Linked DNA regions of Homo sapiens: region 1 is linked to region 2. The links are chromatin loops, found by intact Hi-C in ENCODE. Cell type or tissue: heart left ventricle. All regions are shown on one strand. Each heading gives the region's core, and the rest is flanking DNA. Links, peaks and the distances in the headings are about the cores only. Region 1 holds the start of CYP4A11 (cytochrome P450 family 4 subfamily A member 11). Region 2 holds the start of CYP4A22 (cytochrome P450 family 4 subfamily A member 22).

Evidence for each region. Hi-C counts contacts between places; a loop is a spot of excess contacts. Peaks named below come from ENCODE experiments on the same cell type or tissue, not always from the same donor. Only the 100,000 strongest peaks of a DNase experiment are listed, where the experiment ranks them.
Region 1: a loop joins it to region 2, with 19 times the contacts of the local background. A loop is called at or near these places in 4 of 110 quality-filtered maps.

Annotation. Positions count from the first base shown.
Region 1 is chr1:46,936,326-46,948,153 of GRCh38, forward strand. It overlaps CYP4A11 (cytochrome P450 family 4 subfamily A member 11), which reads right to left and starts at 5,151. Exons shown (of 12, transcript NM_000778.4): 1 at 4,914-5,151; 2 at 1,671-1,812; 3 at 977-1,021; 4 at 339-466. The coding sequence starts at 5,108. In heart left ventricle, for the core only: no CTCF peak of the experiment used is centred there; no DNase peak of the experiment used is centred there.
Region 2 is chr1:47,132,329-47,143,659 of GRCh38, forward strand. CYP4A22 (cytochrome P450 family 4 subfamily A member 22) reads left to right here and starts at 5,113. Exons shown (of 12, transcript NM_001010969.4): 1 at 5,113-5,352; 2 at 8,452-8,593; 3 at 9,243-9,287; 4 at 9,780-9,907; 5 at 10,941-11,065. The coding sequence starts at 5,158. All of the region lies in intron 5 of CYP4A22-AS1 (CYP4A22 antisense RNA 1), which reads right to left. In heart left ventricle, for the core only: no CTCF peak of the experiment used is centred there; no DNase peak of the experiment used is centred there.

The DNA of each region.
Region 1 (11,828 bases), core at 1,229-9,228, 200 kb before region 2:
CCAGGCCAGCCAGCATAGGAAGTCCTACTGTCCAGCAAGATTGCATACTCCTCCAGTCCCTTGTGCTGAAGGTTCCAAAGTGGGAGGAGAAGGGCCTTGCATTCACCATGAATCTCTATTCCTATGGTGGGGAACAAAGCGTGGATATGACCTGATGCCTGGGTGTTCTCCTACCTTATACAACTCTGGGGAACCCTCTACTCTCACAGCAATGACCTGAGAGTGTTGTTCCATGTGTCTATGTCTATGTCTGCCTGTGGGACACAGGGTTGAGAGTGGAGTTGGTGAGAGTGTGTGCTGTGAGTGGGTGTGGGGAGAGGAGAGAGACATGGACTCACCAGCATCACTCGTACAGAGTCTGCCATGAGCCCCACATAGGGCTTCAGGATGTCATAGTGGAAGGCTGGGGTCAGCATCCGTCGATGCTGGAACCATGTCTGCCCATTCAACAGGAGCAAGCCGTACCCTAAGAGAGACATGAATGTGTGTTTGTGTGTGTGTGTGTGTGTGTGTGTGTGTCAGGGGCTGCAAGGAGCTAGGGATGACTGGTGACAATTTGGGAGGGAGAAAGGTGGCTTCTCAAGGGGAGAACTATCCAGAAGAAGCCACGTCATGGGCAAATGCAGGAAAAGGAGGTATATTTCAGGCATGTGAATATTCTGATTGAGCTGCTACATGCATGTGATTATGACAGCTGTGAGATAAAAGTTGAAAAGGGTTGTGGGCAGATGTAAAATAAATGTGAGGCCAAGGATGTCTGGAGAGAACTGAGACATGAAATAGAAGAAGCTGAGCCTCAGGAAGGTTTGTACCAGCATTAGGAAGGGGTGAGGGTCTTGTTAGAAGAAGGAAGTGAGGCTTGATTTGGGGATAAGGTCATGATAGTGGTGGCCTCTAATCTGTTGTTCTCTGTGAGCCAAATAAATAACTCAAACCTGACTAGGGAGTGGGCTGCAGTCCTAGTTTGCACACATACCAATCCATGGAGCCAGGAATCTGTAGGAACCATGGGATTTCGGGTCTGAAAGGCAAGAAAGGGCTTTATAGGAAACTAGGAGTTACTAAGAAGGCAGTCTTAGAGGCTGCATCAATTCTTGGTGTCTGTCAGTTGGCAGTTTGACCCATGTCACCTCCCACTTGACTCCCATCCACTTCTATTTCTGTCCTGAAGGTCAGTGTGGGCTCAGGAAGACAGACTCAGTGTTCCAGCAGGAAAACATCCAGAGGGTTAGGAAGGTGAATTGGTGAGAAACATAGGCTAGGTCTTCAATGACAATGAATAACATAGAGCCATGGGTTTTTCTACATTGATGATTTCCTAGTCACCTCCTGACCAAGACAGGCAACAATTAGAGCTTTGAAACCCAGGTCAATGTGGGTATGAAATTTGTTTTACAGATCTGGGACAATTTACATTTCAGAAAACCTCAATTTTCTTAATAGAGAAATAGAAAAAAGAATAGAAAATTCAGCCCCACATATTGTTTTAAACATTCGGAGTTCAGTAACTATTTTTGACTATAGCCTGGGCATGGTGGGCTTGGTGGATGCGTGGGAGAGGTTTCAGATATTGATGTTTGAACAGCCACTCTCTTCTGGAATTTTACAGACCCAGGAGCATGTGTCAAGAGGGAAGACACATTGCAGTTGGGATGGGGGTTCGATCTCACCTGATCTCCCCAGAATCACCTTCATATAGTCAGGGTCATAGAGCTGGACACGAACTTTGCCTCCCCATAGCCAATGAGGACAGGCACTTGGGAATGTCTCCACCCATTTCTGAATCCGTTGTAGCTCCTGGTCCTGTTGGAGCTGTCAACAAGGGTAGACAGATGAACACTTTCATTTACTTCTAGTCTTTGCAGCAGGAGTGAAGGGCAGGACAACTACAGGAGCCATGTAGCGCAGGTTAGGGATTTAGATCTGTTTCTGATGACCTGAGCTGTGATCCAGATTCTTGCTCTCTCCCCAGGACTTGACCTTAGGCCAAGCGCTATGAGCCCTCGCTCAATGCTGCCAGCAGAAATTTAAGTCAGCCATTGTCTTCATGTTGTGTAACATCTCTGGAAGTCATAAATACAACAATTTCCATGGGCAATGTGTATAACTCATATTAGTTGATAAGTAGATTTGTAAAATCATTTAGTATATCTAGAGAATAAAATGAATTAATGTAAACATTTTAAATTACACAATGCCTTTATATAATCATACTTGTTATATTTTCAATATTATCCCAGCATATACGGTAAATATTTGTTAAGATAAAATAGCATTTGGGATGTGTATTGGTAAGCAAAAAAAGATTAACTATAAAATTGTGTGCATAATAGTATTCTACATGTTGAATATGTACAGATTTATGGGATGGAGTCTGAGTATATGCATATGGTGCTGGTGTTGGACAATAATTTTGAGATTTGGGTTTCTTATTCTCATTTTCACTTATCAACGAATTATGAGCTCCCTGCTGCCTGCAGTCATCTTTCTAAACTCTTCGATGTGGATCACAAAGCCCTTGGCTTTCTGGCTTCAACTTCTCTTTTCTTGCCTCCAGCCCTGCTGGCAATTCCACCATCACCCGTTTGTTTCAGCTCCAATGCCGATGCCACCACTGCTGCTGAATCGCACACCAGCTACACCTGCTCACTCTTCTGGGCCCTGGCACTTGCTCTTTTCTCTACCTTGAATGCCCTTCCCCTCTGCCACAGAGCAGCCACCTCTCCTCAGCTTTCAAGACTCAGCTTTGCTTTAATCTCATCTGGAACCCTCAAAGACATTGGGTCCTAGTGATGTTCCATGTAGCCAACTCTTCTTTATTTCAACTGCTTCTAGTAAATCAAAGCAACTGTCTACCACATAGGTATCGAATATCTGCCCATCTCCTTCTGATAATCATATTGTCCAGCTCTGAGGCAGCTTGCCCTACTGTGGGGTAGGCTCCTTCATTCAGCCCATGCTTACTGCACACATACTATGTGCCCAGTGTGGCTCAGGCACTGCGTTAGGATACAGCTGTGGTCCTTATCTGTGTGGAATTTTCAGTCTAGTTGGGGGGTAAGAAAGATTAGAGGCTGTGCAGTAGGGGATAATGGACATGATATGGAATGAAGGACAAGCATCTGGGGAAGCTTTGAAGAGGGACCTAACTCAGAACTGAACATTAGAAAGCTCTTCCTCACTCACTGAGTCATCATTTACTGAGGGACTATTGGGTTACAAACATAAATCAGAGATGGTCTCTCCCAGAAGAATCCCACACTTATGACACTGCAGAACAATAACTGAGTCAAGTTAACACTGCTCTGGCCTCTTGAGAAGGATAGCTCATGGAAAAAAGAGTCAGCCCTTCACTACTGGGAGACCCAGGAGGCCTTCTTGAAGGAGGTAGCTTGGTGCTGGGCCTTGACAGATAGATATGCGTGAGAAGATAATTCCAGGTAGCAAGCATAGTGTGATCAGAGACCTAAAGGTTGAAATGCAGAGGCAGGTAGTGAGGTAGTGAGTAACATATGGTAAAAGAGGAGAATGGGAAAGAAGGCAGAGTGGTATTGGGACCAGTCCATATAGGGTTAGAACTTTGGCAGGTCCCCACATTTGTTCTGCTCTGCTGAGAACTATGTTGCCTCCTTTGCTGAGAAACAATAGGCCTCAGTTCCCTGCAACCCCTATCTCTACTTAAGTGTGTTCAATTCATAGCACCTTGGTGAGTCCCTCTCCATGCAGCCGTTTACCTGCTCTGTTCCTACCCGCCCCCCTCCCCTTGTAGGGATAGCAGTGCACAGGGGATGGGCTGTGTCCCTCCTCAGCCCTCTTGCTGCTCCTTTCTCTTCTTCCTCTGTTCCTCTACACCTGGTGTGTCCAATCTTTTGGCTTTCCTAGGCCACATTGGAAGAAAAATAATTGTCTTGAGCCATGCATAAAATACACTAACACTAATGATAGCTGATGAACTCAAAAAAATTGCAAAATAATCTCATAACGTTTTAAGAAAGTTTACGAATTTGTGTTGGGCCACATTCAAAGCCATCCTGAGCTACATGCAGCCCCATGGGGCGTGGGTTGGACAAGCTTGCTCTACACACCTGAGCTGATCATCAAGCTGTGCCAGGATTTTGCTGATTGCCGGGGCACAGGAAGGGGATGACATGCTCACCGCCAGGGAGCTCACAGTCCGGGTGTGTGGGAGGAGAGCCAGGAGGTCAACACACCCTGTTCAATGTGCAACTCAAACACCAGTCTCCTCACCTGGAGAACATTGTGCAGGCTGCCCCCCTCATGTGTACCCATAATTGTCAGGTTTTCAGATCCTAAATCACCTGTTGTGGAAATTCCGTGAGTCTTGGGGAAACTTACTTAGCCAGTTGGTCCCCTATACCAGCAGATCTCTGCCTCAGATATCCACCCCAGCAGAGTGAGCTCCTTTCCTGCAGTCTGACACCTTCTCAAATTCCTGCCTGTATTCTTCACAGACCATAAACTCCTCATGGCATGGATTCCTCAGATGGGTGTCTGTGCTCCCTGGCAAACACAGGGCCAGGCAGAGTGATGGCATTGAGTGACTGGGCAGAGAGCATCTAGAAGCCTTGTTCTTTGATGAAAGCCAAGGCTTATGGGGTAATCAGTCTGGAGACAATCAGGCATTGCCCTCCACATGCAGGACTGCCAAGACACACTTGATATCTGCAGAAGGAGGGCACGGGTGATAGAGCTGAGGACCAGCAGGATGGGCTTCATGGGAGAAGTGAGCTCCTCATGACTGGGAAAAGCTGAGACCAGAGAGGTAGGCTGGGTGTTCCTTTGAGTCCTCACATTTGTTACAAAACAAGGCTTTGCTCTATGGATTTTGTGACCAGGGTCTCAGAGCCCCATCCCTCTTTGCCCTCCCACTCCCCCATTGAGTTCCTCCCTACCTCCTGGATGTGCCCGAAGAGCCAGTGGGAGGGAGGGCACGGGAACTGCTGGAGGGCTTTGAGCAGCCACTGCCTGTGCAGGTAGAGCTGAACTGCCTTGATCAGCAGCAGAAGCAGAATGAGCAGGGAGGCCGCTTGGAGGATTCCAGAGACATCACCCAGGAGTCTGCTGGGGCTCAGCACAGAGACACTCATGGTGCAGCACCTGCTGGATCTCTGAGTGCCCCTACCTCTCTCTGACCACCCCCGTCCCCCTGTGCTCAAATCCAGGGAGGATTGTCCCGCCCACTTGTGGGGAGAGTGAAGGAGGAGGGCAGAACTTGGACCTCAGAGTTCAGAATCAATTGACTATGGATGATCCACCTAGGGCAACAGTGGGAGAAAAGCTTCATCAGCTGTCTACCACATTCCCCTGTCCATGTACCTCACAAATATTTAATGAGCATTTACTGTGTGCCAGGCAGTATGCTAGGTGTGTGGGCACCGCTGCGAGGAAAACAGACTTGAATGCTGACCTCAAGGAATTTGCATTCTGCTTTACTACATTGCAATAATGTTCATTCAGTAGCACTTTTTTTTTGTTATGTGTTCAAAGAAAATTCTCAACATGATATGTACATTTAAACTTAACATTAACCAAGCCCTGAATCATTACTTTTGTCTTATTGCAAATCTAATTTTATTTACCATAAAAACCACTTCCATCTATATATTGAGTGAAGAGTGGGAATTATGTCTTTCTAGTAACTGGATGATGATATGGACAAACAGATGCTAATATAGCAGCTGTTCAAGTACTTTATTTTATTCCATTGGGGAAACTGGTCTCATAATATGCATAGCATGATTTTTTTTCTCAATTCATATACATGACAATTTAAAAAAATTCTACATCATGTTAGGTATGACTTTTTCCCCTATTGATAGGTCTACCTTTTCTACCAGAGTAAGTCCTAGAGCAATTTTAGTCCTACTTCAGTCTAGTACTATAGTCACAGCAGGAGCCTGTTTACCAATTCTCTTTCACCCTACAATAGTATGTAATTACACAATCAGAACTTTGCACTCTGTTTAGGAGTCCTGACCAAGGACAATCTGTACTAAACAGAAATTAATATTTAAAAAATGATTGCTTTGCCAACCTCAAGTAAAGTAGGTTAAATAGCAACTGTTGCTATGAATTAACCCTCCCTGGCATTTTTACATGCATATCTGTGCATGAGCATTCTTTTTTTCCTCTTTTTATAATTTCAACTTTTATTTTAGATTCAGGTACGTATGCAGGTTTTTTACACTGGTGTATTGTGTGATGCTGAGGGTTTGGATACAAATGATTCTGCCACTCAGGTAGTGAGTATGGTATATATTAGTCAAATTTCCAATGCTTACTCATATCTGTACCTACCCCTTTAGTAGTCCCCAGTGTCTATTGTTCCCATATTTATGTCCATAAGTATCCAAAATGTAGTTCCCACTTATAAGTGAGAACATGCGGTATTTGGTTTTCTGTTGCTGTGTTAATTTGCTTAGGATTATTGCCTCCCAATTCATCCATGTTGCTGCAAAGAACATGATTTCTTTATTTTTTTATAGCTGTCTAGTATTCCACTGTGTATATGTATCACATTTTCTTTATCCAGTCCACCATTGATGGGCACCAAGGTTGATGCCATGTCTTTGCTATTGCGAATAGTGCTGTGATGAATGTATGAGTAGAGGTGTCTTTTTGGTAGAGCAACTTATTTTCTTTTTGATATATAGCTAATATTGGGATTGCTGGGTCAAATAGTAGTTCTATTTTAAGTTCTTTGAGAAATCTCCAAACTGCTTTCCACAGTGGCGGAACTAATTTACATTTCCACAAACAATGTATACACATTATGTTTTTTTTCTGCAGCTTAGCCAGCATATGTTGCTTTGAAACTTTTTAATAATAGCCATTCTGACTTGTGTGAGATGTGGTTTTGATTCACATTTCTCATTAGTGATGTTGAGCATTTTTAAAAATATTTTTTGGCTGCTCATATGTCTTCTTTAGAGAAGTGTCTGTGTCTTTAATGGGGTTGTTTGTTTTTCGCTTGTATTGGAAGTTCTGGCCAGGTAAGAGAAAGAAGTAAAGGGTATTCAAATAGGAAGAGAGGAAGTCAAATTGTCTCTGTTTGCAGATGACATGACTGTATATTTAGAAAACCCCATCATCTCAGTCCAAAATCTCCCTAAGCTGATAAGCAACTTCAGCAAAGTCTCAGGATACAAAATCAATGTGCAAAAATCACAAGCATTCCTACACACCAATAATAGAGAAACAGAAAGCCAAATCATGAGTGAACTCCCATTCACAATTGCTACAAAGAAAATAAAATACCTAGGAATACTGCTTACAAGGGATGTGAAGGACCTCTACAAGGAGAACTACAAGCCACTGCTCAACAAAATGAAAGAGGACACAAAGAAATGGAAAAAAATTCCATGCTCATGGATAGGAAGAAACAATATAGTAAAAATGGCCGTACTGCCCAAAGTAATTTATAGATTCAATGCTATTCCCATCAAGCTACCATTGACTTTCTTCACAGAATTAGAAAAAACTACTTTAAATTTCATATGGAATAAAAAAAGAGCCCCCATTGCCAAGGCAATCCTAAGCAGAAAGAACAAAGCTGGAGGCATCATGCTACCTGACTTCAAACTACACTACAAGGCTACAGTACCCAAAACAGCATGGTGCTGGTACCAAAACAGATATACAGACCAATGGAACAGAACAGAGGCCTCAGAAATAACACCACTTATCTACAATTATCTGATCTTTGATAAACCTGACAAAAACAAGCAATGGGGAAAGGGTTCCCTATTTAATATATGGTGTTGGGAAAACTGGCTAGCCATATGCAGAAAACTGAAACTGGACCCTTCCTTAAACCTTACACAAAAATTATTTCAAGATGGATTAAAAACTTAAACTTAAGATGTAAAACCATAAAAAGCCTGGAAGAAAACCTAGGCAATACCATTCAGGACATAGGCAGGGGCAAGGACTTCATGTCCAAAACGTCAAAAGCAATGGCAACAAAAGCCAAAGTTGACAAATGGAATCTGATTAAGCTAAAGAGTTTCTGCAGAGCAAAAGAAACTATCATCAGAGTGAAAAGGCAACCTACAGAATGGGAGAAAATTTTTGCGATCTATCCATCTGACAAAGGGCTAATATCGAGAATCTACAAAGAACCTAAACAAATTCACAAGAAAAAAACAACCCCATCAAAAAGTGGGCAAAGGATATGCACAGACACTTCTCAAAAGAAGACATTTATGCAGCCAAAAAAACAGCAAAAAAAGCTCATCATCACTGGTCATTAGAGAAATGCAAACCAAAACCGCAATGAGATACCATCTCATGCCAGTTAGAATGGCAATCATTAAAAAGTCAGGAAACCACAGATGCTGGAGAGGATGTGGAGAAATAGGAATGCTTTTACACTGTTGGTGGGAGTGCAAATTAATTCAACCATTGTGGAAGGCAGTGTGGCAATTCCTCGAAGGTCTAGAACCAGAAATACCATTTGACCCAGCAATCCCATTACTGGGTATATACCCAAAGGATTATAAATCATTCTACTATAAAGACACATGCACATGTATGTTCATTGCAGCACTGTTCACAATAGAAGACTTGGAGCCAACCCAAATGCCCATCAATGATAGATTAGATAAAGAAACTGTGGCACGTATACACCATGGAACACTATACAGCCATAAAAGAGGATGAGGTCATGTCCTTTGCAGGGACATGGATGAAGCTGGAAACCATCATTCTCAGCAAACTAACACAAGAACAGAAAACCAAACACCACTTGTTCTCACTCATAAGTGGGAGTGGAACAATGAGAACACATGGACACAGGGAGGGGAACATCACACACAGGGACCTATCTGGCATGGGGGGTTAGGGGAGGGATAGCATTAGGAGAAATACCTAATGTAGATGACGGGTTGATGGGTGCAGCAAACCACCATGGCACATGTATACCAATGTAACAAACCTGCACTTTCTGCACATGTATCTCCGAACTTGAAGTATAATAAAAAAATGAATTGTTTAATTTCTTTAGGGATTCTGGATATTAGACCTTTGTCAGATGCATAGTTTATGAATATTTTCTTCCATTCTGTAGGTTGTCTGTTTACTTTGCTCAAGTTTCTTTTGCTGTACAGAAGCAGTTTAATTAAGTCCCACTTGTGAATTTTTACTTTTTTGCAATTGCTTTTGAGGACTTAGTTATAAATTCTTTCTCAAGGCTGATGTAAATCATCATGTTTCCTAGGTTTTCATCTAGGATTCTTATAGTTTCAGGTCTTACATTTAAACCTTTAATCGATCTTGTCTTTTTTTTTTTTTTTTTTTGATGTTGGCTCACTGCAAGCTCAGCCTCCCAGGTTCATGCCATTCTCCTGCCTCACCCTCCTGAGTAGCTGGGACTACAGGTGCCCACCACCACGCCCAGCTAATTTTTTGTATTTTTAGTAGAGATGGGGTTTCACCATATTAGCCAGGATGGTCTCGACCTTCTAACCTCGTGATCTGCCCACCTCGGCCTCCCAAAGTGCTGGGATTACAAGCGTGAGCCACCGTGCCCGGCCCCTTTAATCCATCTTAACTTAATTGTTATATGGTGAAAAGTCAGGGTCCAGTTGCATTCTTTTGCATATGGTCACCCAGTTTTCCCAGTACTATTTATTGTATAGGGAGTCCTTTTCCCATTGCTTATTTTTGTCAACATTGTTGAGGATCAGATGGCTGTAGGTGCATGGCTTTATTTCTTTTTTTCTCTTTTTGTAAAATATTATTTGTTAAATTTTTGATTCAGAGGGTACATGTGCAGGTTTGTTACATGAGTATATCGCATGATGCTGAAGTTTGGGCTCCTAGCCCAGGTAGTGAACACAGTACCTAATAGGTAGCTTTTCCATCCTTTCCCCCTCCCTCCATCACATCCCTTTTTGGAGTCCTCAGTGTCTGCCATTCCCATCTTTGTGTCTATGTGTATCCAATGTTTAGGTCCCAGTTATAAGTGATAACATGCAGTATTTGGCTTTCTGTTACTGTGTTAATCGGCTTAGGGTAATGGCTTCCAGCTGTATCCATGTTGCTGAAGAGGACATGATTTCATTCTTTTTTTTTTATATTATACGTTAAGTTCTAGGATACATGTGCACAACTCGCAGGTGTGTTACATATGTATACATGTGCCATGTTGGAGTGCTTCACCCATTAACTCATCATTTACATTAAGTATATCTCCTAATGCTATCCCACCACCCTCCCCCCACCCCACAACAGGCCGATGCGTGTGCCCCTACCTTTCCTACTGATCCATACCTCCTGGGTCCTGACTACGACTTTCCTGAAAGTGTAGCCCCAAAATCCTCCTTACTTCTGAATCGACTTCCTCTGATCCCTGCCTCCTAGATACTAATGCTTCAGGCTTTCACTTCCTCTCCCAAGTATTAGAGCAGGTTGTATCTCCAAAGGGATCTAAGGAAGCTCTATGCTGCATCCTCAGGCCCCTAGGCTATGAACCCAGGGAGTCTTATACCTGGTGTCCCTCCCAATTTAGGCATACAGCTCTCCACATGGGCAGTTATGTGGGACCCGTTCCCCACCACCCTTGCCAGGGCCTTAGAACTGATAACCTAGTACTTTAACAACTGGAATTGGGTCTACAACAACATACTAGATCAGGATGAAAGCAAATTGAGTAAATAAAAGGGAGGCACATATTCCTATAGTGGCAAATGGGGGCAACCAGCGAACATCCTTCCACTGTGTTTCCAAAATCCATCTACAAAGACAGAAAGGAGAAAGAGAAGGAGAAAGATAGAAGTAGTAAAGAAAAAACAGTGTACCCTATTTCTTTAAAAGCCACGGTAAATTTAAAACCTATAATTGATAATTTAAGGTTTTCTCTGTGACCCTGTAACACTCCAATACCACTTTGTTGTCAGTGTAAACAAGGGAATAGCCCAAAAGCACTGAGGCCACTGACAACCAGTGGCCTTCCTATCAAAAATCCTTAACCCAGAAACCTGCAGATGGCCCACATGCATTCAATATTTTGTGGCAACTGCTTTCCTAACAGAAGGAAGTAGAAAATTAGCCTTTAGAGGAAACCTCATTGTGACCACCTCACCAGTTCAGAACTATCCTAAGTCAAAAAAGCAAAAAGGGTAGGTTGCTAACTCAAAAATCTTAAAGTATGGGGCTATTCTGTTAGAAAAAATAGTTTCACATTAACCACTGAAAATTCCCTTCCCCCAGCAGATTTCCTGACGGGGGATTTAAATCTTAATTACCATACGAAGGTCCAACCAGACCTAGGAGGAACTCCCTTCAGGACAGGACAATAGATGGTTCCTCCCAGGTGATTGAGAAAAAAACACAATGGGTATTCAGTAATTGAAGGAAACTCCTGTAGAAGCAGAGTTAAGAAAATTGCCTAATAACTGGTCTGCTCAAACATGTGAGCTGTTTGCACTCAGCCAAGCCTTAAAGTACTTACAAAATCAAAAAACTCTATCTCAATCCGACTCAAAAGGTTACCCACACCCTCTCTGAAATGAATTTGCATAAGAGAGAACTGTTGCTTGTAGGAATGCATCTTGATGGGGCATCTGGGTTATTAGGAAATACTCAGGAACCCAGCCCAGCTCTAGAACTCATGCCTGAGCACAATGGCAATGTCGGGCACACTGGTAAAGGACCACTAGAATCCAGCAGCCTGGACCCCTTTCTTTGTGGTCAAGAAAGGTGGGAAAACAGGTGCAGGACTGCTACATCCACCAACTTTCTGGTATTTTTTTTTTTCACAATAGCCCTAGAAAACTAAAATGGGTGGGATAACAATCACTTCTCTC
Region 2 (11,331 bases), core at 3,332-11,331:
TGATGATTTACATCAGCCTTGAGAAAGAATTTATAACTAAGTTCTCAAAAGCAATTGCAAAAAAGTAAAAATTCACAAGTGGGACTTAATTAAAGTGCTTCTGCACAGCAAAAGAAACTATAAACAAAGTAAACAGACAACCTACAGAATGGGAGAAAATATTCGCAAACTATGCATCTGACAAAGGTCTAATATCCAGAATCCCTAAAGAAATTAAACAATTCATTTTTTTATTATACTTTAAGTTCTGAGATACATGTGCAGAACGTGCAGGTTTGTTACATTGGTATAGATGTGCCATGGTGGTTTGCTGCACCCATCAACCTGTCATCTACATTAGGTATTTCTCCTAATGCTATCCTTCCCCTAACCCACCATCCCAGACAGGTCCCCATGTGTGATGTTCCCCTCCCTGTGTCCATGTGTTCTCATTGTTCCACTCCCACTTATGAGTGAGAACATGTGGTGTTTGGTTTTCTGTTCTTGTGTTAGTTTGCTGAGAATGATGGTTTCCAGCTTCATCCATGTCCCTGCAAAGGACGTGACGTCATCCTTTTTTATGGCTGTATAGTGTTCCATGGTGTATATGTGCCACATTTTCTTTTTCCAATCTATCATTGATGGGCATTTGGGTTGGCTCCAAATCTCTTCTATTGTGAACAGTGCCACAATGAACATACGTGTGCATGTGTCTTTATAGTAGAATGATTTATAATCCCTTGGGTATATACCCAGTAATGGGATTGCTGGGTCAAATGGTATTTCTGGTTCTAGATCCTTGAGGAATTGCCACACTGCCTTCCACAATGGTTGAATTAATTTGCACTCCCTCCAACAGTGTAAAAGTATAGGGAAAAGAAAGAGAGATCAGACTGTTACTGTGGCTATGTAGAAAGGAAAGACATAAGAGACTCCATTTTGAAAAAGACCTGTACTTTAAACAATTGCTTTGCTGAGATGTTGTTAATTTGTAGCTTTGCCCCAACCACTTTGCCCCAGCCACTTTGACCCAACCTGGAGCTCATAAAAACATGTGCTGTATGAAATTAAGGTTTAAGGGATCTAAGGCTGTGTAGGACGTGCCTTGTTAAAAAAATGTTTACAAGCAGTATACTTGGTAAAAGTCATCACCAGTCTCTAGTCTCAACAAACCAGGGGCACAATGCACTGCGGAAAGCCACAGGGACCTCTGCCCTTGAAAGCTGGGTATTGCCCAAGGTTTCTCCCTATGTGACAGTCTGAAATATGGCCTCGTGGGATGAGAAAGACCTGACTGTCCCCCAGCCCAACACCCGTAAAGAGTCTGTGCTGAGGTGGATTAGTAAAAGAGGAAAGCCTCTTGCAGTTGAGATAGAGGAAAGCCACTGTCTCCTGCCTGCCCCGGGAACTGAATGTCTTGGTATAAAACCCGATTGTACATTTGTTCAATTCTGAGATAGGAGAAAAACCGCCCTATGGTGGGAGGCGAGACATGTTTGCAGTAATGCTGCCTTATTATTCTTTATTCCGCTGAGATGTTTGGGTGGAGAGAAACATAAATCTGGCCTACGTGCACATCCAAGCATAGTACCTTCCCTTGAACTTAATTATGATATAGATTGTTTTGCTCACATGTTTTTTGCTGACCTTCTCCTTATTATCACCCTGCTCTCCTACTACATTCCTTTTTGCTGAAATATTGAAAATAATAATCAATAAAAACTGAGGGAACTCAGAGACTGGTGCTTGTGCAGGTCCTTGGTGTGCTGAGTGCCGGTCTCCTGGGCCCACTGTTGTTTCTCTATACTTTGCCTCTGTGTCTTATTTCTTTTCTCAGTCTCTTGTCCCACCCGACTAGAAATACCCACAGGTGTGGAGGGGCAGGCCACCCCTTCATAAAAGCATTCCTATTTCTCCACATCCTCTCCAGCATCTGTGGTTTCCAGACTTTTTAATGATTGCCATTTTAACTGGCATGAGATGGTATCTCATTGCGGTTTTGATTTGCATTTCTCTAATGACCAGTGATGATGAGCTTTTTTTGCTCTGTTTTTTGGCTACATAAATGTCTTCTTTTGAGAAGTGTCGTTTCATATCCTTTGCACACTTTTTGATGGGGTTGTTTTTTTCTTGTGAATTTTGTTTCGGTTCTTTGTAGATTCGCGATATTAGCCCTTTGTCAGATGGATAGATCGCAAAAATTTTCTCCCATTCTGTAGGTTGCCTGCTCACTCTGATGACAGTTTCTTTTGCTCTGCAGAAGTTCTTTAGTTTAATTAGATTCCATTTGTCAATTTTGGCTTTTGTTGCCATTGCTTTTGATGTTTTGGACATGAAGTCCTTGCCCATGCTTATGTTCTGAATGGTATTGCTGAGGTTTTCTTCCAGGCTTTTTATGGTTTTACATCTTAAGTTTTTAATCCATCTTGAGTTAATTTTTGTATAAGGTGTAAGGAAGGGGTTCCAGTTTCAGTTTTCTGCATATGGCTAGCCAGTTTTCCCAGCACCATATATTAAATAGGAAATCCTTTCCCCATTGCTTGTTTTTGTCAGGTTTGTCAAAGATCAGATAATTGTAGATATGTGGTGTTATTTCCGAGGCCTCTGTTCTGTTTCTTTGGTCTGTATATCTGTTTTGGTACCAGTACCATGCTGTTTTGGTTACTGTAGACTTGTAGTATAGTTTGAAGTCACGTAGCATGATGCCTCCAGCTTTGTTCTTTTGGCTTAGGATTGTCTTGGCAATGCGGGCTCTTTTTTGTTCCATATGAAATTTAAAGAAGTTTTTCTAATTCTGTGAAGAAAGTCAATGGTACCTTGATGGGAATAGCACTGAATCTATAAATTATTTTGGGCAGTATGGCCATTTTTACTATATTGATTCTTCCTATCCATGAGCATGGAATTTTTTTCCATTTGTTTGTGTCCTCTTTTATTTTGTTGAGCAGTGTTTTGTAGTTCTCCTTGTAGAGGTCCTTCGCATCCCTTGTAAGTGGTATTCCTAGGTATTTTATTTTCTTTGTAGCAATTGTGAGTGGGAGTTCACTCATGATTTGGCTTCTGTTTGTCTCTTATTGGTGTGTAGGAATGCTTGTAATTTTTGCATGTTGATTTTGTATCATGAGACTTTGCTGAAGTTGCTTATCAGCTTAAGGAGATTTTGGACTGAGACGATGGGGTTTTCTAAATATACAATCATGTCATCTGCAAACAGGGACAATTTGACTTCTGTTTTCCTATTTGAATACCCTTTATTTCTTTCTCTTACCTGTCCAGAACTTCCAATACAAGCAAAAAACAAACAACCCCATTAAAGACACAGACACTTCTCTAAAGAAGACATATGAGCAGCCAACAAATATTGAAAAAAATGCTCGACATCACTAATCAACAGAAATGTGAATGAAAACCACATCTCACACAAGTCAGAATGGCTATTATTAAAAAGTTTCAAAGCAACGTATGCTGGCTAAGCTGCAGAAAAAAAAAAATCATGTGTATACATTGTTTGTGGAAATGTAAATTAGTTCCGCCACTGTGGAAAGCAGTTTGGAGATTTCTCAAAGAACTTAAAATAGAAGTACTATTTGACCCAGCAATCCCAATGTTAGCTATCTATCCAAAAGAAAATAAGTTGCTCTACCAAAAAGACACCTCTACTCATACATTCATCACAGCACTATTCGCAATAGCAAAGACATGGCATCAACCTTGGTGCCCATCAATGGTGGACTGGATAAAGAAAATGTGATACATATACACAGTGGAATACTAGGCAGCTGTAAAAAAAAAATAATGAAATCATGTTCTTTGCAGCAAATGGATGAATTGGGAGGCAATAATCCTAAGCAAATTAACACAGCAACAGAAAACCAAATACCACATGTTCTCACTTATAAGTGGGAACTACATGTTGGATACTTATGGACATAAATATGGGAATGATAGACACTGGGGACTACTAGAGGGGTAGGTACAGATATGAGTAACCATTGGAAATTTGACTAATATATACCATACTCACTACCTGAGTGGCAGAATCATTTGTATCCAAACCTTCAGCATCACACAATATACCAGTGTAAAAAACCTGCATACGTACCTGAATCTAAAATAAAAGTTGAAATTATAAAAAGAGGAACAAAAACAATGCTCATGCACAGATATGCATGTAAAAATGCCAGGGAGGGTTAATTCATAGCAATAGTTACTATTTAACCTACTTTACTTGAGGTTGACAAAGAAATCATTTTTTAAATATTAATTTCTGTTTAGTACAGATTGTCCTTAGTCAGGGCTCCTAAACAGACTGCAAAGTTCTGATTGTATAATTACATACTATTGTAGGATGAAAGAGAATTGGTAAACAGGCTCCTGCTGTGGCTATAGTACTAGACTGAAGTAGGACTAAAATTGCTCTAGGACTTTCTCTGGTAGAGAAGGTAGACCTATCAATGGGGGAAAAAGTCATAACTAACATGATGTAGAATTTTTTTAAATTGTCATGTATATGAATTGAGAAAAAAATCATGCTATGGATATTATGAGACCAGTCTCCCCAATGGAATAAAATAAAGTACTTGAACAGCTGCCATGTTAGCATCTGTTTGTCCATATCATCATCCAGTTAATAGAAAGACATAATTCCCACTCCTCACTCAATATATAGATGGAAGTGGTTTTTATGGTAAATAAAATTAGATTGCAATAAGACAAAAGTAATGATTCAGGGCTTGGTTAATGTTAAGTTTAAATATACATATCATGTTGAGAATTTTCTTTGAACACATAACAAAAAAAAAGTGCTACTGAATGAACATTATTGCAATGTAGTAAAGCAGAATGCAAATTCCTTGAGGTCAGCATTCAAGTCTGTTTTCCTCGCAGCGGTGCCCACACCCCTAGCATACTGCCTGGCACACAGTAAATGCTCATTAAATATTTGTGAGGTACATGGACAGGGGAATGTGGTAGACAGCTGATGAAGCTGTTCTCCCACTGTTCCCCTAGGTGGATCATCCAAAGTCAATCGATTCTGAACTCTGAGGTCCAAGTTCTGCCCTCCCCCTTCACTCTCCCCACAAGTGGGCGGGACAATCCTCCCATGACTTAAGCACAGGTGGACAGGGGTGGTCAGAGAGAGGAAGGGGCACTCAGAGATCCAGCAGGTGCTGCACCATGAGTGTCTCTGTCCTGAGCCCCAGCAGACGCCTGGGTGGTGTCTCCGGGATCCTCCAAGTGACCTCCCTGCTCATTCTGCTTCTGCTGCTGATCAAGGCAGCTCAGCTCTACCTGCATAGGCAGTGGCTGCTCAAAGCCCTCCAGCAGTTCCCGTGCCCTCCCTCCCACTGGCTCTTCGGGCACATCCAGGAGGTAGGGAGGAACTCAGTGGGGGAGTGGGAGGGCAAGGAGGGATGCGGCTCTGAGACCCTGGTCACAAAATCCATAGAGCAAAGCCTTGTTTTGTAACAAACGTGAGGCCTCATAGGAACACCCAGCCTACCTCTCTGGTTTCAGCTTGTCCCAGTCATGAGGAGCTCACTCCTCCCATGAAGCCCATCCTGCTGGTCCTCAGCTCTATCACACATGCCCTCCTTCTGCAGATATCAAGTGTGTCTTGGCAGTCCTGCACATGGAGGGCAATGCCTGATTGTCTCCAGACTGATTACCCCATAAGCCTTGGCTTTTCTCAAAGAACAAGGCTTCTAGATGCTCCCTGTCCAGTCACTCAATGCCATTGTCTCTGCCTGGCCCTGCATTTGCCTGGGAGCACAGACACCCATCTGAGGACTCTGTGCCATGAGGAGTTCATGGTCTGTGAAGAATACAGGCAGGAATTTGAGAAGGTGTCAGACTGCAGGAAAAGAGCTCACTCTGCTGGGGTGGATATCTGAGGCAGAGATCTGCTGGTGTAGGGGACCAACTGGCTAAGTAAGTTTCCCCAAGGCTCACGGAATTTCCACAACAGGTGATTTAGGACCTGAAAACCTGACAATTGTGGGTACACATGAAGGGGGCAGCCTGCACAATGTCCTCCAAGTGAGGAGACTGGTGTTTGAGTTGCACATTGAACAGGGTGTATTGACCTCCTGGCTCTCCTCCCACGCACCCAGACTGTGAGCTCCCTGGAGGTGAGCATGTCATCCCCTTCCTGTGCCCCGGCAATCAGCAAAATCCTGGCACAGCTTGATGGTCAGCTCAGGTGAATAGAGCAAGCTTGTCCAACCCATGCCCCATGGGGCTGCATGTAGCTCAGGATGGCTTTGAATGTGGCCCGACACAAATTCGTAAACTTTCTTAAAACATTATGAGATTATTTTGCAATTTTTTTGAGCTCATCAGCTATCATTAGTGTTCGTGTATTTTATGCACGGCCCAAGATAATTATTTTTCTTCCAATGTGGCCTAGGAAAGCCAAAAGATTGGACACACCAGGTGTAGAGGAACAGAGGAAGAAGAGAAAGGAGCAGCAAGAGGGCTGAGGAGGGACACAGCCCATCCCCTGTGCACTGCTATCCCTGCATGGGGAGAGGGGCGGGTAGGAACAGAGCAAGGTAAACGGCTGCATGGAGAGGGACTCACCAAGGTGCTATGAATTGAACACACTTAAGTAGAGATAGGGGTTGCAGGGAGCTGAGGCCTATTGTTTCTCAGCAAAGGAGGCAACATAGTTCTCAGCAGAGCAGAACCAATGTGGGGACCTGACAAAGTTCTAGCCCTATATGGACTGGTCCCAATACCACTCCACCTTCTTTCCCATTCTCCTCTTTTACCATATGTTACTCACTACCTCACTACCTGCCTCTGCATTTCAACCTCTAGGCCTCTGATCACAATGTGCTTGCTACCTGGAATTATTTTCTCACTCATATCTATCGGTCAAGGCCCAGCACCAAGCTACCTTCTTCAAGAAGGCCTCCTGGGTCTCCCAGAAGTGAAGGGCCGACTCTTTTTTCTATGGGCTATCCTCAAGAGGCCAGAGCAGTGTTAACTTGACTTAGTTACTGTTCTGCAGTGTCATAAGTGTGGGATTCTTCTGGGAGAGACCATCTCTGATTTATGTTTGTAACCTAATAGTCCCTCAGTAAATGATGACTCAGTGAGTGAGGAAGAGCTTTCTAATGTTCAGTTCTGAGTTAGGTCCCTCTTCAAAGCTTCCCCAGATGCTTGTCCTTCATTCCATCTCATGTCCATTATCCCCTACTGCACAGCCTCTAATCTTCCTTACCCCCCAACTAGACTGAAAATTCCACACAGATAAGGACCACAGCTGTGTCCTAACGCAGTGCCTGAGCCACACTGGGCACATAGTATGTGTGCAGTAAGCATGGGCTGAATGAAGGAGCCTACCCCACAGTAGGGCAAGCTGCCTCAGAGCTGGACAATATGATTATCAGAAGGAGGTGGGCAGACATTAGATACTTATGTGGTAGACAGTTGCTTTGAGTTACTAGAAGCAGTTGAAATAAAGAAGAGTTGGCTACATGGAACATCACTAGGACCCAATGTCTTTGAGGGTTCCAGATGAGATTAAAGCAAAGCTGAGTCTTGAAAGCTGAGGAGAGGTGGCTGCTCTGTGGCAGATGGAAGGGCATTCAAGGTAGAGAAAAGAGCAAGTGCCAGGGCCCAGAAGAGTGAGCAGGTGTAGCTGGTGTGTGAATCAGCAGCAGTGGTGGCATCGGCGTTGGAGCTGAAACAAACGGGTGATGGTGGAATTGCCAGCAGGGCTGGAGGCAAGAAAAGAGAAGTTGAAGCCAGAAAGCCAAGGGCTTTGTGATCCACATCGAAGAGTTTAGAAAGATGACTGCAGGCAGCAGGGAGCTCATAATTCATTGATAAGTGAAAATGAGAATAAGAAACCCAAATCTCAAAATTATAGTCCAACACCAGCACCATATGCATATACTCAGACTCCATCCCATAAATCTGTACATATTCAACATGTAGAATACTATTATGCACACAATTTTATAGTTAATCTTTTTTTGCTTAGCCATACACATCCCAAATGCTATTTTATCTCAACAAATATTTACCATATATTCTGGGACAATATTGAAAATATAACAAGTATGATTATATAAAATTATTGTGTAATTTAAAATGTTCACATTAATTCATTTTATTCTCTAGATATACCAAATGATTTTACAAATCTGCTCATCAAGTAATACGAGTTATGCACATTGCCCAAGGAAATTGTTGTATTTATGACTTCCAGAGATGTTACACAACATGAAGACAATGGCTGACTTAAATTTCTGCTGGCAGCATTGAGTGAGGGCTCATAGCGCTTGGCCTAAGGTCAAGTCCTGGGGAGATACAAAGAATCTGGATCACAGCTCAGGTCATCAGAAACAGATCTAAATCCCTAACCCGTGCTACATGGCTCCTGTAGTTGTCCTGCCCTTCACTCCTGCTGCAAAGACTAGAAGTAAATGAAAGTGTTCATCTGTCTACCCTCGTTGACAGTTCCAACACGACCAGGAGCTACAACGGATTCAGGAACGGGTGAAGACATTCCCAAGTGCCTGTCCTTATTGGATATGGGGAGGCAAAGTTCGTGTCCAGCTCTATGACCCTGACTATATGAAGGTGATTCTGGGGAGATCAGGTGAGATCGAACCCCCATCCCAACTGCAATTTCTCTTCCCTCTTGACACATGCCCCTGGGTCTGTAAAATTCCAGAAGAGAGTGGCTGTTCAAACATCAATATCTGAAACCTCTCCCACGCATCCACCAAGCCCACCATGCCCAGGCTGTAGTCAAAAATATTTACTGAATACTGAATGTTTAAAACAATATGTGGGGCTGAATTTTCTATTCTTTTTTCTATTTCTCTATTAAGAAAATTGAGGTTTTCTGAAACGTAAATTGCCCCAGATCTGTAAAACAAATTTCATACCCACATTGACTTGGGTTTCGAAGCTCTAATTGTTGCCTGTCCTGGTCAGGAGGTGACTAGGAAAACATCAATGTAGAAAAACCCATGGCTCTGTATTATTCATTGTCATTGAAGACCTAGCCTATGTATCTCACCAATTCACCTTCCTAGCCCTCTGGGTGTTTTCCTGCTGGAACACTGAGTCTGTCTTCCTGAGCCCACATTGACCTTCAGGACAGAAATAGAAGTGGATGGGAGTCAAGTGGGAGGTGACATGGGTCAAACTGCCAACTGACAGACACCAAGAACTGATGCTGCCTCTGAGACTGCCTTCTTAGTAACTCCTAGTTTCCTATAAAGCCCTTTCTTACTTTTCAGACCCGAAATCCCATGGATCCTACAAATTCCTGGCTCCACGGATTGGTATGTGTGCAAACTAGGACTGCAGCCCACTCCCTAGTTAGGTTTGAGTTATTTATTTGGCTCACAGAGAACAACAGATTAGAGGCCACCACTATCATGACCTCATCCCCAAATCAAGCCTCATTTCCCTCTTCTAACAAGACCCTCACCCCTTCCTAATGCTGGTGCAAACCTTCCTGAGGCTCAGCTTCTTCCATTTCATGTCTCAGTTCTCTCCAGACATCCTTGGCTTCACATTTATTTTACATCTGCCCACAACCCTTTTCAACCTTTATCTCACAGCTGTCATAATCACATGGATGTAGCAGCTCAATTAGAAAATTCACATGCCTGAAATATACCTCCTTTTCCTGCATTTGCCCATGATGTGGCTTCTTCTGGATAGTTCTTCCCCCAGGAAGCCACCTTTCTCCCTCCCAAATTGTCACCAGTCATCCCTAGGTCCGTGCAGCCTCTGATACACACACATACACATATTCGTGTCTACCTTAGGGTACGGCTTGCTCCTGTTGAATGGGCAGACATGGTTCCAGCATCGACGGATGCTGACCCCAGCCTTCCACAATGACATCCTGAAGCCATACGTGGGGCTCATGGCAGACTCTGTACGAGTGATGCTGGTGAGTCCATGTCTCTCTCCTCTCCCCACACCCACTCACAGCACACACTCTCACCAACTCCACTCTCAACCCTGTGTCCCACAGGCAGCCATAGACATAGACACATGGAACAACACTCTCAGGTCATTGCTGTGAGAGTAGAGGGTTCCCCAGAGTTGTATAAGGTAGGAGAACACCCAGGCATCAGGTCATATCCACACTTTGTTCCCCACCATAGGAATAGAGATTCATGGTGAACACAAGGCCCTTCTCCTCCCACTTTGGAACCTCAGCACAAGGGACTGGAGGCATATGCAATCTTGTTGGACAGTAGGACTTCCTATGCTGGCTGGCCTGGGCAATGGCAGCTTCAGTGGCAGCATGGACAGGCCAAGATGTCACCCACCCAGGCTCTGGCCTGGGGCCCCAGGTTTCTGCATGGATTTAAGCCACCCTGGGAAGGAAATGAACACCAGGTCTATGTTCTCAGAGCAATACCTTCCATAGATAGCATCATCTCCAGTCAGGACTCTGATTTCTCACCCAACTGTGCCCAGCACATTTTGATGAATGGAAAAGAATTGAAGTCCCTGTTTTCTCTACAACACAGTGCCCATACTAGCCCCTTAAGCTATCTTTGGCACTGAAACTTTCTGCCCTAAAGTTGGTGTCCTACTAGTCCCTCAGAACTAGCTCAGCTCTCAGAACACTGAAGAGTCCCCCATTATTTATCCCAGAACAACAATAACAACAAAATTTTCACAAGCATATGTCCTAACTGAATCTCAAAATTCAATACTTAATCCATGCTATTGTGAGAGGATCTGTTGAATGTTGTATTAAAAGTGTGTGAGAATTAGGTGTCAGTTTACCAACACTGGCTTTACAGTCCCAGTTTCTACAATGCATCTGCTCTGTAAAGTGAAGAATCCCAACCAAGATATCTGCAAGCTACAGGAAAAAACAAGATATCTGCAGGTACATGAAAAAGCCAGGCCTTATTAGCAAAGCACTTCTTGGAGATTAAGAAGGTCCATGCCCCCTCCCACCACAGGACAAATGGGAAGAGCTCCTTGGCCAGGATTCCCCTCTGGAGGTCTTTCAGCACGTCTCCTTGATGACCCTGGACACCATCATGAAGAGTGCCTTCAGCCATCAGGGCAGCATCCAGGTGGACAGGTCAGTGACAACCCTCCAGCTGCAGGGCCCTTGTTCTTATCAAGTGGAGTGCACATACCTGAGGGGCAGGTGGGGCAGCGTGAAGGCTCACCGCCACACAAAGGAAGAGTCAGTCCCTGACCAAACTCTAATTCCTGTCCAGACCAAACAAAGTCTCAGGAACAGATGCCTAATTCCTAGCACAGGTGGACCCTGGATGTTCATACCATCTGATAAAGGCCAAAGGATAATAGGGCTGTAAGATAGAAGAAACATTGCCTCAAGGC